Linked DNA regions of Mus musculus: region 1 is linked to region 2. Evidence: chromatin loops called from intact Hi-C (ENCODE). Cell type or tissue: heart. All regions are shown on one strand. Links, peaks and the distances in the headings refer to the core of each region. The heading gives the core; the rest is flanking DNA. Region 1 holds the start of Rragc (Ras-related GTP binding C). Region 2 holds the start of Ppie (peptidylprolyl isomerase E (cyclophilin E)).

What was found. A loop is a pair of places that touch in the nucleus more often than their neighbours do. Peaks named below come from ENCODE experiments on the same cell type or tissue, not always from the same donor. Only the 100,000 strongest peaks of a DNase experiment are listed, where the experiment ranks them.
Region 1: it touches region 2 in a loop (2.8-fold over the local background); 3 of 42 quality-filtered maps call a loop at or near these places.

What each region holds. Positions count from the first base shown.
Region 1 is chr4:123,914,874-123,920,191 of GRCm38, reverse strand. It overlaps Rragc (Ras-related GTP binding C), which reads right to left and starts at 2,759. Exons shown (of 7, transcript NM_017475.2): 1 at 2,425-2,759; 2 at 140-343. The coding sequence starts at 2,658. It also overlaps D130007C19Rik. In heart, for the core only: no CTCF peak of the experiment used is centred there; a DNase peak (open chromatin) is centred at 2,821; H3K4me3 peaks cover 3,215 bases; H3K27ac peaks cover 2,182 bases.
Region 2 is chr4:123,137,422-123,142,797 of GRCm38, reverse strand. It overlaps Ppie (peptidylprolyl isomerase E (cyclophilin E)), which reads left to right and starts at 2,847. Exons shown (of 10, transcript NM_019489.6): 1 at 2,847-2,896; 2 at 3,834-3,932; 3 at 5,229-5,272. The coding sequence starts at 2,866. In heart, for the core only: a CTCF peak has its summit at 3,202; a DNase peak (open chromatin) is centred at 2,807; H3K4me3 peaks cover 1,841 bases; H3K27ac peaks cover 1,323 bases.

The sequences.
Region 1 (5,318 bases), core at 1-5,000, 780 kb before region 2:
GAGTCAGGTGCAGGCAGTATAAGGGGATCTACTGGAAAGAGAGTAGCTTCAAGCACATGACAAAGGAGACAAACAGCTTTCCTCCTTTTCTCTGCCTTTTTGCCACCAGAGAGGTGCACACACCATCATGCCTAACTACCTGTGCATCAATGACATATATCAATGCTCCTGTGCCCCTGAAGATCATTTCGTAGTCAAAGGTTGGATCAAAGAAGTCCATCTGCCCAGGAAAATCCCAAATCTGGAAGTTCACAAAGGAGCTGTTGGAAATGTCATCTTTATAAATCTTGTTGGTACTTTCCAAAAAGAGAGTCTCATTGGGTGACATCTTATGAAACACCACCTGTGAGGAGAAACAGAGACAACTTTGTAACTATTTAACTATACAAGTCATATTAGAAATCCCATGGCACCAACCTTACAACTGTGACCTTGATGCAAAATAAATAAATAAGGTAATAATAGGACAGTCAATCACTGGTGCTATTTATTCTTCTATTTCTGACAAAAGGCACCAAGTTAATTTCCACTCAGTCCACTTTGAAGATGAGTTTTTCTCTTACTACTTTAACTGTGTTCTCGTGCCACCATCTCTGACCCATACGGTTTCCGTGTATTTGCTTTTTCTATTCTCAGGGTTTGTAACTTTTTGGAGGGGAGCAGAGGAGGGCTGTTTTGAGAAAGAGCCTCAGCTATATAGCCCAGATTAACCTCAAAATCCAATTCTCTTGCCTCTGCCTCCTCCAGTACTGAAATTACAGTACCACCTTGCCAGGTCCTATTGGGTTTTATTAAGAGAAACAGAGACAACGTTGTGACTATTTAACTGCCAAAGTTACATAGAAATCCTGTGGTACCAATATTACAACTGTGATCAGAGATTTAAACTTGTCAAGACCCGCTTTAAGATCATGAACTATTCTAGGTAATGTTTGAGACTTTGTGTTCATTCAAAAATAACACACACGCCTACCTCAGGCTCTTAGGAACAATAAAGACAATGGAGGGGATCCTGAGTAGGTAAAACTGTCCAGAGTGAGAAGTAGGGAGACCTGGGGGAGGAGGGAAGAGGCAGCTCCATAAGGCAGGAAATGGTAAAAACAATAAGCTGCCAATCATCACAGCAGGGAGCCAAAGGTGTAGCTCAGTGTGGTCCCAGAGCCTGCCTATCATGCATAATACCCTGGCTTCCAGCACCTGCACCAAGCCAAGCCAACCTGATAGCTCGTACCTGAAAGCTCAGGATGAGCTTAAAGTCACCCTTGGCTACATAGTCAGTTCTTGGCCAGCCTGCTATACAGGAAGAAAACAAAAAAACCACAGCAGGGCTGGAGATGTAGCTTTAAGGCTTGCCTGATACAACCCTAACATACAGCAAATTTGTCTCTCAGTGTTAACTTGGAAGAGAGAAAAAGTTCTCATAGGTTTCAAGTGGTAGTTACTTAGCATAAGCACTCCCCCCAAAGGTCTAACTTTGACACAGACGTGAGAAAATAAAACAGTTGTCCAGCAAGTGCAGGGGCGGAAGATGTGGGGGTAGGCAGCGATGTTGCTTTTTAAAAACACCACCCCTACAAAATACCAGAGATTTCTGTTTGGACAGACCTTTGTGTCAGAGTGGAAATGGGGAAAGCATGGTTGTCTGTGACCGTAGTTTTACCAGAAGTTCGCTCTGTTTGTAATGGGAATGGCTGATTGAAAGAAATCAACCCTGCCTCTATTTCCCTAAAAATACAAAGCCTTAGGCATTCATTCTATTCGTTCACGACGGACCCAAGTGAAAACAAATGCACTGATGTCTGTCCGCCTGCAAAACCGTCTCCAAAGATCGCTGTGACCAGCTACTGGGGACTGTCACCTGTAACTGCAACCACAGGGCTACAAGTTCTAAATAAAGTAGGTGTAGCGATAGAGTCCCCCCCCCCGCCCCCCCCCCCAAAAAATGTTTTTACAGAAGTCTCCAACAGACTGACAACAAACACTGAGATGCCCAGTGTCTTCGCCACAACACTTTCAGGCGCCGCTACGGTCCAGAGGCTGGGAGGAGATCCCTGAAAACTCCTGTCACCTAAGTGAGATGCGGCGGGACAGCACGCTCACCAAGTTCTCCGCGTGAGAACCGGGGACGACGGGTCGGTTTCGTCAACGCCACAAGGGCAGCGACCAGAAGGGAGGAGTTCTAGGGCGGTGACCGGCACCTGCCTCCTCCCTCCAGCCAGCGTCGCCTCCTGGCCCCCCTCGACCCTCGGAGGCCCAGGTCGGGGACCCTGGGCGAACCGCGCCCAGGCTCTGCGCTCGCAGGTGTGGACAGTGCCCGGGGACGCAGCGCCAGGCCTCCACCCTCTCAGGCCTCCTGGGCACCCGCCACCTGAGCGCCGTGGGCCGGGCAAAACCAAGGGCAGGCGGCGGCTGCGGGGCGCTCACCTTCTGGATGGAGGATTTGCCGCTGCGCCGGAGCCCCATAAGCAGGATCCTCGGCTTGGAGCTGTCAGCGCCGCCCGGGCCGCAGCCGCCGCCGGCCCCCGCGCCTCCGCCGCCACCCGCCGCTGCCTCCTCTTCCTCCTCCTCCACGCCGTAGCCGAAGTCCTTGGGGAACGAGTCGGCTGCGCCGTAACTGCCGGCCAGGGGCGTCTCCTCCGCCCCGTACTGCAGGGACATGGTGCTGGACCACCACCGCCCGCGCCCTGACAGGCCAGGCCAGGTTAGGCCGCCGCCTCCCCAGGCCGCCGCTGTTGCCGCCGCCCCCGGCAGTAGCCGCCGCAGGGCCCGCCCATAAGCCCAGCTCCGATTGGGCCGCCGCCAAGCTTCGGTTTATTATTGGCTGGGCGGGCTGCCACTCTGGGACAACAGGGTAAGTGGTACTATCACGTGCCCGGAATCACCTGACTAGCAGCGGCAGAAGGGGGGGAGGCGTCACGAGGAGTTCGGCCTGGCCGCGCCTCTCGTCGGCCTCCGGGCCTTCGCCCTGGGGGCACAGCCCGCAACGCACCTCGGCCTTCCATGCGCGCGCTGGGCTGCTCCCCGCTCCCCGCCTTCTTCCGGGCTCCGAGAGCAACGCAGGGAAGCTTCTAGGCGTCTGGGTAAGAATTCTTTGTGCCCCCCTCCCTTGTTGCAGCTGCCCTGCCAGTATTTAGTGATGCTTGTCAGGTCCTGGGTACCAGGAAGGCACTGGAAACTGAATTGCCCCTCCATGCCCTCAAGTTGCTTGAAGCTGAACAGAGATTGGACTTCTGTGTAAGTTGACTCAGTACAGATTTTATGGGAAAAGGCCATGAGGATAGATGAATTGCTCTGGAATTGGGTGAGTCCACCGGAGGTCGTGTGTGAGCCAGTCCAGACCTATAGATTCGGCACGTGCGAAAGGCAATTAGGAATCTCAGTGATAACTTGCCTATGCTGGTACCTGGAACCCGATAAGGAAAACAGATACGAGCATGCTAAAACATCTTCTAATTCCGTAAGCAGATCGCTGATAGGATACTGCTGCCCTTATATTCTACCGACTCCATCTTCACGCCCACCTAGTGCCCCTCCAGTAACCCATCCAGCAACTGAGTACTTGACTTCTTTGTGATTAGAGACTAGAGGAATTAGGGCTAATGAAGGCAAATGATTACTGCCAAAGTATGTTTCAGAAAGTTGTAAATGTCTCGGACTCCCAGAAGTGGAAATTTGACAACCCTTAAAATACAGCCGTGTACACTCAAAAGGAGTTGGGGTAGGGATAGGGCTTCTGGTTTTACAAAGTGACTGTTGTTTGCAGGGCTAAGGATGAAATTCGGGGTCTTTTGCGCATGCTAGGGAAAATTCTACCACATAGTCTCATCTCCTACTCAGACAGACTGATCTGACTGTAGAGAGAAAAGTAAGCTCTAGTAGGCCGTCACAACCTCACCTAAAAAATATCAACTCCACAGTACCTAATAGACAGGCAGAATGCACTTAAATATGCGTGTGTCTCTCAGTATCAATGGGAGAATGCTTTCAGGACACCCTTAATCCGATTAACCGACTGGAAGACGGTCAGATTCCTAGTATAGGCTATTTACATGTGAACCTATGCACACTCCATGTACTTTATATTATCTCTGCATTAATTATAATAACCAGTACAATGAAAAATGAAATTGTGTCTTTGCCAGGCATGATATGATGGCCCACATCCGTAAATCTCAGTACATCTGAGGCAGGTGTAGAATTCCCCCCAAAAAGTTCTAAGTCAGCCCACTCTACACATCCTTGACAGCCTTAGCTAGAAACCCCTTTTTTAAAGAATGGGATGTGTGTATAAATAGTTGTTGCACTATATTGCATAAGTGTAAAAATAAAGTCTACATATGTTCAGTACAATTCCCCCAAAATATTTCCAATCCAGTTGGCCTAATCTATGGATTCAGAGAACCAACTGCTGTGCCAGGGGAAATCAAATTTAACGGTAGCTTTGATAAAAGGTTTAACAGTTTTTGGGTGGAATATATGAGTAGAGATCATAGGACAACCACAGATATCTAAAAACTTTCACCCTGATTTTTTGGGAACAGTTTCTTCTTTATCTATCTCACAATGGGAGCACTGAGATTACTGACATAAATATGCTCAACTTTATGTGAGTTTGGGGGATTCAAACTCAAGACCTCACATTTATTTAAAAAGTGCTTCCCCACTGAGCCATCTTCAAAAGCTCTGTTCTTTTTAAATTTTTATTCCTGCTCAGTGGTTAAAAGCACTTGGTGCTCTTGCAGATGATCCACATCCAGTCCCAGCACCCATATGATGGCTCACAACTGTCAAGTGTCAGGGGATGCAGTGCCCTCTAAGGATGCCAGGCACACAGGTGGAACTCATAAATACATGCAGGCAAAACACTCATACACATAAAATAAAAATAAATAATTTTTATAAAGTTTCTTATTCAAGGGGTTGTGGATACAGCTCAGTTGGTAGAATGCTTGCCTAGTTTTCATGAAACCCTAGGCTCCATCTGCAGCGCTACCTAACTCAGGCCTGGTAGCACTTGCCTGTTATCAAAGCGCCAAGGAAGCGAAAGCAAGACCAGAAGGTCAAGGTTATTCCCTGCTATAATATCAAAGTTTGTTTCAAAATAAAGCTTCAGGCCAACAATCAAATTCCTCAAAGCCTCAAGTAGAACAAAACAGTAGTCACTTCTTTGCAACAGTCCTTCTACTATTCAAATGCAGTCTTTATTACACAAAGTCTTCTCAACCTGATAGAACCATGAGTTCCAGGCCCCAAAAAGTCTTCTCAATTCCTGTTGCTTCAATCATTGCTTCTACAGTGCTGTTCTATCTAAGACCTTG
Region 2 (5,376 bases), core at 161-5,160:
TCAAGGAAACTTCTGTTTGCAACAGTTGGATGTCACTACAGAAAACAATAGCCAATCAATATGCAGAGTTGAGGAGCCCGGTTCCAGTGGATACATCTACAAAATACTCCCACACCTATGGCCCAGGGAGCATTGCAGAAAGGGTGTGTGTGTGTGTGTAAGCCATAGGATTTTGGCTTTTGCTCTAAGACTGTGTTTCTTAGTAACATCAGAAGTACACTCAGAAAGTCTCAAGAGCTTGGCCACCCAAATATGAGCTGAGTAAGGAGGACACCAATAAACACACCAAGCTGCACAGGATAAAGCCAGCAAGACCCCAACACTACACAAAGAATTACAGGCAACTGAGTGGATCCGGGAGCAGGAAAATGGCTCTCCTCAGGGAAGAAATAGTCAGCTCCAGTGTGCCAAATGGTCAGCTCTAAAACCACACAAACAAGTAACATTACGCCGGACATGGTGGTGCACGCCTTTAATCCCAGCACTCGGGAGGCAGAGGCAGGTGGATTTCTGAGTTCGAGGCCAGCCTGGTCTACAGAGTGAGTTCCAGGACAGCCAGGGCTACACAGAGAAACCCTGTCTCGAAAAACCAAAAACCAAAAACCAAAAAACAAAACAAAAACAAAAAACAAGTAACATTATATGAATTCAACTGGTTATATTTAGGAATACATATATGTATATATAAATATATAGTTGGCATGTAGTAACAATTGACTTAAAAAAAAAAAGAGGCCATACATTTGAAGGATAGTGGGAAAAGGATTACGGGAGGGCTTTGGGGGAGGAAAGGAGAAAAATGTTATATTTAAAATATAATATCAAAAATTAAAAAGTGGGAAAAGATCAGTGTAAATGTGACCATGTAACTTCCTTGCTATCACCCCATGATAGCTTCTCAAAATCCCCAAGTTTTTCACAAAGCTTGCAGGCCCTGACATGAGGTGGCCTCTACCCATCTCTCCTGCCTGAACATGTGTCCTCCATTTCCACCTCATTATGCTCCTGCCTCTCAGCTCAGCTTCCATCTTAAAAGTCTCCTCAAGGGGCTGTGAGGTGGCTCAGCTGGTAACAGCGCTTGCCTTGCAAACCTGGGACCTGATCTGGTAGGAGGAGAGAATCTACTCCATCAAGTTGTCCTCTGGCTTCCACAAGTATGCGTATACACACACATTTGAATAACAAAGTTTATAAAAGTTACCTCAGGAAAATCTAAATGCTCTGCCTACAGTAGCTGAGGATATGGATCAGTGGTAGAATATTTGCCGAGGAATGGTCTTCAGCTCTACGTCTGATCTCCAGCACCGTAACTGAAGGGACCCGCACACAGTGTTCCCTCTTGAACACTGGGTTAGGCACAAACCACACTCAAACACCTATTTCCATAGAGAGATCCTTTACTGAGCAGGGGAAAGTGACTGTTCTCCGCTCAGGCAGACAGCAGCAGCAAATGACCTTGTGGGTGTGATGTTTTTTTAAGAGGAAAAAGAGGGGAATCTGTGATAGAATGGCTAGGATGTGGTGGTCATGTTTTGGTTGACCGTATTAATTAGGGTAGGCCAAGGGGGGATTTGACTGTTGTAGTGGCTATTTCTGGTTGTCAACTTGACTATATCTGGAATGAACTACAATCCAGAATTGGAAGGCTCATCAGTGACCCTAATCTGGAGGCTGAGAGATAGAAGTTTCTGACCTGGATCTCAGTATGGAGATCTTGAGGCATAGTGGCTATGGATTTCAGAAGATTAAGACAGGGAGATCAAAGATTAAGATTAAATTCCTTTACTATATAGAGACTACCCACAGTTCTGTGACTCTAGAGAACCCTGACTAATACAATTGTTGAACTTTAATACTTTGATAGCTGGACCTTGGTGATCATCCTCAGGAGGAGGCCAAATAAGGGAATAGACCTTATTTGGCCTACGGCTAGCTTTAGGAATATAACCCTGTTTGTTTGTTTGTTTATTAGCAAGGCAGAGGGAATGGGGAGAAGGACAAGGCCTGCCACACCTGTGCTTACCAAGCTTGGGCCTGCTAGAGCCCTTTAACAATACAGCAAAGCTTCCTGTGGTGGTATATGCTTTTAGTCCCAACCCTCAGGAAGAGATCTCTGTAAGTTCAAGGTCAGCCTGGTTTACATAGTGAATTCCAAGATATTCAGGACTACATAGGAAGATCCAGTCTCAAAATAAATACATAAAATAAAACTTGTTAAATTTCTATTTGAGGTAGGTTGGTGGTATTCAATTGGGATTTCAGCACTGGGGAGGCTGAGATCTGGAAGGCATAGTGGGATACTCTAACAAGCAAACAAATGTGATCCTACTGTTTTGTACTGCTATTGAGAACCTATAAATTTAAATATTACGTTAGAACAAGAGTATAGCAAACACTTTGCCCAAAGGGCCAGATGGTAAAATATCAATGGCCGTGGGAGGAACAGGTCTCTTCCCTTTGTAACATGAAAGCAGCCAGACAATAGAAAAGGAACGGATGTGGCTATACTCTAACAATTAAACTTCGTGATATTGAAATTTTAATTTCATATAATTTTCATCTCTCAAGAAATATTGTCGATCCTTCGCCTCACCCCGGTTCAAAGTGTAAAAACCGTTCTTGGCTCCCGAATTGGCCAAAAACAGCTGCCTGGACAGCCCGGACCATAGTGTGTTGGTAATGGTTCAATTGCCGTTAATATCTAGGTTGATCAGACCAAGGTTTGTTTCCTTCCAGCTCTGGGAGCTACAGCCAAGAAGGGGCGGAGCCTGCAGCCGCACAAAGACCCGCCCCGACCTAAGGGGAGGGGCGACGGCGAGGGGGCCGGCCGAGTGCCGGCTTCCGGCGGAAACGGGCGCGAGCAAGATGGCCACCACCAAGCGTGTGCTGTACGTGGGTGAGCAGGCGCGGGAGCTAGACTTAGTCTGAGCAATGTGGGAAAGGGGGAAAGCAGCCGGGGTCTATGGAGGGCTTGCTGGGCCTGAGGGTGTGAGCCCGAGATGGAAGGACAATTCCGGCGACCTTCCTAGTCCACTAAGCGCACAGGAACCCCGACGAGTGACAAGAATTTTGGGCTTCCAAATCCCTCCCGCCCATTCGTTTTACAAACATTCAGTGCGGAATGGCTGGATCTCTGCCCTAAAGGAGGAGTTACCAGACTATCTAGGAGAAAGTGGGAAATAACCTACACACCCTAGCGTTGTAATAGGGACTAACAATGATGACAGGAACTTGGGTGAGGGCAAACTTTCTGTTGCCGGGACGCAGAAGTTGAGCAGGAGTTGGGCAAAGAGTCAGAGTAGAGGCAAAGCTGTTCGCTGCACCGGAGCCGAAGCTCAAAGGCGTAAAAGAGCCTGGCGCCTAGGGGCAGCTGGGTCATTTTTCGAGAAACTCAGGGAAATTGGGGAAAACAAAATGGAAGATACAAGAGAGATCGGCGAGAGTCGGATGATAACCCTGTGTACACTACCAAGGAGCTCTCACTTTATCTTGAGGACAGTGACATTTAAGACTTTGAAGTCTAAGAGAACCGATGGATTCATTTCCACTTATATTTGGTTGGGGGGGGGCGGTTGGAGGAAGGAATTGAGGCAGAGAGGTCAGTTACAAAGCTTTCACAAGAGTTGGAGATCGAATCAGAACTGTTTAAAAGGAGATTGAAGAAAGGAAAGTAGTGTGGGTAGGCTGTAGAGAGAGATGTTTGTGTAGACAAAGGACTGGATGGAAAGATCCCTCCCTTTGCCTGTCATACCAGTGACAGGCAAAGTCCCTGGTGTGCAGGGACCTCTGAGTGTGTAGGACAGCGGCTCAGAAGGTCCTTGGCTCATTTGCAGGCGGGCTGGCAGAAGAGGTGGACGACAAGGTTCTTCATGCTGCATTTATCCCCTTTGGAGACATCACAGATATTCAAATTCCTCTGGACTATGAAACAGGTGGGTCATTTGAGTGTCTTTAACGCTCATTACCCTCCGATAGGGAAAGAATTAAAGTCACATTCCAGTTCTAAATTTACATTCTTAAGTTCTAGTAGAATTCTTGCCCACCATATGAGGCTTTGGTTTCAGTTCCCAGCACTAATCACACAGAGACACACACAGAGGGGCAGAGACACACACAGAGACACACACAGAGGGGCAGAGGGGCAGAGACACACACAGAGACACACACAGAGAGGCAGAGGGGCAGAGACACACACAGAGACACACACAGAGAGGCAGAGGGGCAGAGACACACACAGAGAGGCAGAGGGGCAGAGAGGAGAGAGACAGGGTGGGAATAGCAAGATCTTTAAACTCTGAGTCTGGGGAATCTCCCCACCCCCTAAAAACCAGTAGAGTAGTTGATGGCCACGGTGGCACATGCCTGTAAACCTAGCAATTCAGAGGCTGCAGCGGGAGGATAGAGTTTAAGGTCAGTCTGGGCTACAGCAGAAACATATGCAAGAAATGTTCTACTGACTTTCTAGTTGGCACTGTTGTGTGGGGGCTTTTTCTTAGCTCAGAATTTGTCTCAGGATAAAACTGAATCTCCTTACAGGTTTTAGAATTTATCTGTAGTTGATCAGATTATATATTTGGTTGATGGCTTTTTTTTTTTTTTGGCCTGTATTTGTTTTTGTTTTGTTTCTATTTCAAAATGATTTAACTGTGTTGTCCGGGCTGGCCTCCAAACTGATGATCCTTCTGTCTTAGCTTCCTAAGTAGTTAGCATTACAGGTGTGTGCTGTGGCACCTGGAATCAAATTGTAGATTTGGATAAATAGTTGATTTGCTAAATAACTTACCTTGCCAGTTTACACTTCATGAGAAGTTGAAGTTCAATATGTAGCTTTAAAAAAAAAAAGGATTCATTTATTATTATATCTATTATATCTGTAGCTGTCTTCAGATGCACCAGAAGAGGGTGTCAGATCTCATTAGGGATGATTGTAAGCCACCTTGTGGTTGCTGGGATTTGAACTCAGGACCTTTGGAAGAGCAGTCAGTGCTCTTAACCGCTGAGCCATCTCTCCAGCTCCTCAGTATGTAGCTTTATCCCTAGAAGATGTTTATTATTGCTTCAGGTATTAAGAGGAATCAAAGGATGAGGGTCCTTTGTAAATCATGACTGAGTAGGTTTTCTGGTGTCTGGACATGGTATGGGCCGGCTTCTTTGTGATTGTTCTCTTTTCTTCTCTTGCCTCACATAGCAGTTACCTAGATCTTTGTGTTTATTTCCCTTTTTTGCAGAAAAACACCGAGGGTTTGCTTTTGTTGAGTTTGAGTTGGCAGAGGTGAGACTTTTGTGCTTTGCTTAAGTCTTTTGTTCCTACAGAGAAACAGTTCTCAGCCTGTGGGGGTTGTATATCATGTATTTAAGTTATGATTCATAACAATG